Linked DNA regions of Homo sapiens: region 1 is linked to region 2. The links are chromatin contacts, found by Hi-C or POLR2A ChIA-PET in ENCODE. All regions are on one chromosome and are shown on one strand. The core of a region is the stretch at or near the end of the contact, and the rest is flanking DNA. Distances in the headings are between cores, read along the strand shown.

Region 1 (2,700 bases), core at 96-2,595, 6.1 Mb before region 2:
ATGTTTATGTTTGTATTGACCTGTGGAATCCTCAGTTGCTTTTCTGTTGAATCCATTGTGCAATACCCAACGTATTGTGGGTTGGTAGGAAAAACTCTTTTAAGATTAAAAAAAACACATAAGGTATAATTCATTAATAATTTCATTCTGTTTCTGGATATGTTTTCTTCCCATTGTCAGCCAGTGTGGGAGGAAAGAGAAGAATGGAAGAATATTGCTGGAGTTGAGGGTGTTGTGTGGGTATGTGCCATCCGAAAGTATGTTACAGGAGAAAAAAATTCTTTTTATAATAAAAGTAAAATTCAAGTACTCGAAGTAACAGAAGATTATTAAATCTATTGTAGTGAAAAGTTATGATTCTAATGCTCTGAAAGTCTTAATCATTAAAGACATATGTTAACCAAAGGCATACATATGCATAAATATATGTACAAAAATGGTAATTTTGTGCTCCCAGGCTCAAACCTAAAATGTCATTCATAACACTATTGCTGCTGCCAATGGAGAAAATTTGCATAAGACTAAGGCAAAACTACCCATTCTTTCCTGTCCTGGAATAGAATTATAATTTCCAAACCGACAAATTTTAAACAAGGCCAGAGTTTCCTTTCACCTGGTTCAAAGTGAATTCTGATTAAAAGCTTCCAATGATAATATCTATAACCACAAAGCAGGCTCACCGTAGCTTTCTCTTGTGGGAACTCTAGGCTCTCCCTTCTAGAATTGCCCTTAGTGGTGGCCTGCTCTTTCTTTCTCTACATCCACCCCTTCCCTTAACTTGGGGCTGCACACGTCCAGCTTGCTCTATGAAGCCATTTGCGACCACTCTAGTCCCCACAGAACTCTTCCTGTTCTCAACTCCTATTATCCTTAGAGTCTTTTTCACACATTTAGCTTTTATTTTTTTAAAACATACTTTTTTTCTGTATTAGCTCAGTCACCTGTTATGTACTTTATTATAACAACTGGCACAGGTAACTAGTAAGTGTTCTTAATTGGTTGATTGTGATTTCTGGTGTCTGGCTATTAGGAAACTATTGTTACAGACTACAGTCTTGCTTCTCAAAGTGTAGACCAGCGAACTTATCACCTGGGAACTTTGGGGTTCCACGTAGACTTTCGGAATCAGAACCCATATTTTTAACAAGCTCCCCTGGTGACTCATCTACATGTGAAAATATTATAAAGCACTGCTGAGGAAGGTCCCTCTCTTGGGAAAGGGTAGAGGCCCTATAGACATTCAGCTTTCCCTTCGTGCAAGTGTTTTCCTGTTGTGATTTAGGTATCTGATCGTAGCAGACAACAGCTTGCTCTTACTGTAACTACGATGTTGTCAGTTTCATCTTTACACAGAATGAATCATGTTTAAATGTGGCCAGGGGGCTCTGTCTGAGGTCACCAGGACTGTATTTGTATTCTGATTCAAGACAACCACCAGATCCTAATCACTAATATCTCTTTAAATGGCCTTTAAAAAAAAATCTTATACTAAGAAGCAGAAAGTACGATTTCCTTTTCCTTAGTTACTTTTTTTTTTTCACTTAAAGTGCTTACACCCACTCAGCTTGCTATTTTGAACTCTGGGAAAGAAAATTTGTGGGCATCTTGCAGTCTTTCAGGAAACAAGGCTTAAATTAAATATTTGCCACATTTTCTACGTGGTTCTTCAGGAAAGTGGAGAAGCACATCACTCCTTCTTTCACTCGACTTGACAAACTTGACACATAGTGTGACTTTCAAAGTGCGGATGGCAAACAGTTTCAGTTCTTATTTGCCTATCTACACACAGACGTTCAGGTCTTTTTTTTCTTCCCATTTTTTCTTTTTGTCCTTCTCTTCCCTTTCAGTACAGAGTCTAGAATTCTTCATGTACCATATCGGTTATGTAAACCATAAGATTCCTTGAGAGTACCTAGCTTTGTGAAATCAAGGAAGATAACACGTGGATTTAGTTAACATGCACAACAAAATTTAGACTATTTTCAGTCAAACTTAGGTTTAACATATTTTATTTATAATTTTAAGTGATTTGTATTTCTGCACTTTTTCTCTATCTTTGAACTCAGAACTGTTTCACAGATAGCAGAAATAAGAGACAATGGTGGGTGGAAGGGAAGGAGGAGGGCTCTAGCTAGCTGAAGCCATTCAGCTGTGTTTTAAAGGAACTCAGGGCTTTGTCATGTAAATATTCTAAGGAATAGAATGGTTACATGAGATATTATTTTGTGGTGGTGATATTGTTTACATGCAGTTTTAATTTCATTTTGGTCAAGGAAATGAAGATATTTTATTTAAGATAGGATTTTAAGTACTTGTCTTCTATTTAATCAGCATTTTCCGGCATGTAAAGGAAGTGATTTAGGGAACCTTGTGAGGAATTCACACAATTTAATTGCTGGACATGAAGAATGAAGTATTTCCAAGCAAGTGAAATGGAAATGAGGAAAGACAGAGAATCAGGAGACTTGCAGAATATAAATGTCTATTGAATATAAATGTTAAAATGTCGTATATGTAGAGATTCATAATAATATGCAATTTTTTTAAACATGGGACAACAAAATGTTGAAAAGATGCATATGTATATAATTCAACTCAATTTTAATCAGACTGCTAATGGGAATATTCTGAGTATGACTGAATATGGAGGGCAAACAGTACACTTAATTAAATAATATAATCTGAAAAAATGGGTGAAAA
Region 2 (2,756 bases), core at 200-2,699:
TAGCCCCTGCTTCCCACCGTTGCAAATTCTCCTCGGTTTCCAGTAATCACATGATCTCCTTCTTCTTTAAAAAAAATGCAGGTTTGGGCCAGGCATGGTGGCTCACACCTGTAATCCCAGCATTTTGGAAAGCCGAGGCAGGAGGATTATTTGAGGCCGGGAGTTTGAGTTCAACCTGGGAAACATAGGAAGACCCTGTCTCTAAAAAAATTTTTTAATTAGCTGGGCGTGATGCCACATGCCTGTAGTCCCAGTTACTAGGGAGACTGAGGTGGGAGGATCATTTGAGCCTAGGAGTTCAAGGCTGCAGTCAGCCATGATCATGTCACTGTACTCCAGTCTGGGTGACAGAGCAAGACCTTGTCTCTTAAAAACAGAAAAAGGAGGTTTGTTACATTTTATAAAACCACTTCCAGGTAGAGCTGCAAATTCAAAATTCAGTGATAAATGAAGAGAGAAAATCCCTATCGTTTCCTTATTTCCTCTTTTGAATACTAAGATAATTCAAACCAAAATGTGCTGATTGGGCATTATTTGGGTGTCATTCTTTGGGGGACTTTGTTTTCTGTTTGCAGATATTGCGGTGGTGGAGATGAGCGATGCCTTCCGGCAGCCGTCCTTGTTTTACCACCTTGGGGTGAGAGAAAGTTTCAGCATGGCCAACAACATCATCCTCTACTGTGATACTAACTCGGACTCTCTGCAGTCACTGAAGGTACCTCCCTTGTTTACTGAATGTTTCATTTTAACATCAGCATTTCAGGGATACCGGTTTGTCATCCAAACATTTTAAGTAGCTTTTATTTGTGAAAGACTTTTATATGTTTGGTTAGTATGCATCAATTACTTGTCAAATTGGGAGGTTTATCGAGAATTCACTGTAGAAATTTGATGACACGAGTAGGAAAAAAGTTCACACTGAGTTCTGAGTTTCAGTCATGGTTGTAGCGGAGGAGACTGTGTTAATAGGAAGTCATTAGCGCCGACGTGGAGAAGGGAGATTGCATAAGGTATGGTCAAGCCTCCATGCTTTGTCACTTTTGGGAGCTTCATGGTGCCCACCAGTCTCCCAACTAAAAGTACACTTCCTACTTGAAAGTGCTCTGAGAAATTCTGAGTATACCCAAATAGTTGCCTTCCTCTTTCACTAGGGTATGATTTAAACTAAGATGGGAGAAAAGGAGGAGAAACTTACTATGTTTGTCTACAAAATTCAACCTGTCTCGATGTCATTCTCTCCAGTAATAGGAGCTTACTGCTATAAAGGCATTTCCTCCATCCAAAGAAGTTTGCCTAAAATGCTTTTTGCAAGGCCAAGTGATTTTACACTGTGTGATTCTTTGAAAAGCATCCCACAGTTCAGTGAATCGCATGCTGAGCTTGCCATCATCCATTTCCTTTGTGAAACTTCCAGCTAGCTTCATGTGGCTTTTTCTCAGCTCTGTCTTCCAGTTCCCAAATCTGAGCCAACCTTGGGACATTGAGCTCTAGAATCCTTAACCATATTACTAATGACTTAGCAATTGTTATATGAGTATCTCTAACCCATATTTCATGCAAAAAAGTCAGTAGTATTTTGCATTCTGAGTATTTAAAGCATGTGTGGCTTTCTTTGAGAAATCTGCAGAACTTCATTGAGCAAACATACCTACTACATGCCAGGCATTGTGCTGGTGATTGACAGGTATATCCCTTTCCAGAATACTCTGAAACAGTTCTAAGAGATTTGCCCCTACTTGTCCTAAGTCTGTTTTTTTATCCTAGAGCAATCCTTTACCTGGAGCAATCCTTAAGCCCCTCCTTAATTTTCCTCCAGATTTACCCCTTTAATTAGTACATCATAAAATGTTGTAACTCATTTTTAATTAGACATTTTGATTTGCTGCTATTTGCAACCCATATTAGCATTTGATGAAGGAATTATTTTATTTAGCTCTTTTCATTTTTCTTTGGGTTAAGTTTATGTATGTATGTATTTATTTATTTATTTAGACAGGATCTCGCTCTCTCACCCAGGCTGGAATGCAGTGTCGTGATCACAGCTCACTGCAGCCATGACCTCCTGCGTTCAAGTGATCCTCCCTCCTCAGCCTCCTGAGTAGCTGGGACTACAGATGCATGCTACCTCACCCAGCTAATTTTTCTCTTTTTTGTAGAGATGGGGTTTTGCCATGTTGCCCAGGCTGGTCTTGAACTCCTGGGTTCAAGCGATTCTCCCACCTTGGCCTCCCAAAGGGTTGGGATTATAGGTGTGAGCTGCCACACCTAGATCACCTAGATAGATTAAGTTTATTTAAGCAGGCCCTATTATGTTGGAGATTTTTTACTTTCTACATTTTTTTGCTCTTGCTCCTGCTAGTATCTGGTGGTTTAATTTTGTGCCCATTCTTTCCTAGGGAAGTATTTTTAAATGAAGCAAACTTACATTTGAGAGAAAGAGATAAAGCTAATCTTACCACACATATGTCCGGGACAAATAAACTGGCTTATTGTTTTAAGCTAGCCTTTGTCTAGGAGTGTTATTGGCATTTGATTGAAGTAGTTCCTTAAAAAGGCTAATGATGTCTAAACTGTGCTCATTTATCTTGTACATATTATCTGCTTCTTATTGAGTATTCACTATGTGCTAGGTACCAAGTGCTTTATCTGCATACATTTTCAAATTCTTAAAGGAGAGGCTGGGTGTGGTAATCCCAGCACTTTGCGGAGCTGAGGCAGTTGGATCACTTGAGGCCAGGAGTTCAAGACCAGCCTGG

The links. A loop is a pair of places that touch in the nucleus more often than their neighbours do. ChIA-PET counts read pairs that join two places held with the same protein, here RNA polymerase II (POLR2A).
Region 1: a map with no recorded cell type shows a loop between it and region 2 (34-fold over the local background). The contact joins two enhancer-like sites. A Hi-C loop is called at or near these places in 1 of 37 single-sample maps with no recorded cell type. POLR2A ChIA-PET finds 5 or more read pairs at or near these places in 1 of 52 experiments (AG04450).

Annotation. Positions count from the first base shown.
Region 1 is chr6:142,841,581-142,844,280 of GRCh38, reverse strand. The region is part of intron 1 of HIVEP2 (HIVEP zinc finger 2); the gene reads left to right. Among named protein-coding and RNA genes, the nearest start is that of HIVEP2, 100 kb to the left of the region's middle. RefSeq lists an enhancer at 786-1,075. Within about 2 kb of position 1,345, at least 12 of the 41 ENCODE cell types and tissues checked have a DNase peak (open chromatin) inside an H3K27ac peak, as active enhancers do.
Region 2 is chr6:136,718,409-136,721,164 of GRCh38, reverse strand. MAP3K5 (mitogen-activated protein kinase kinase kinase 5) reads left to right here. Exons shown (of 30, transcript NM_005923.4): 2 at 576-715. Among named protein-coding and RNA genes, the nearest start is that of MAP3K5-AS2, 64 kb to the left of the region's middle. Within about 2 kb of position 1,449, at least 5 of the 41 ENCODE cell types and tissues checked have a DNase peak (open chromatin) inside an H3K27ac peak, as active enhancers do.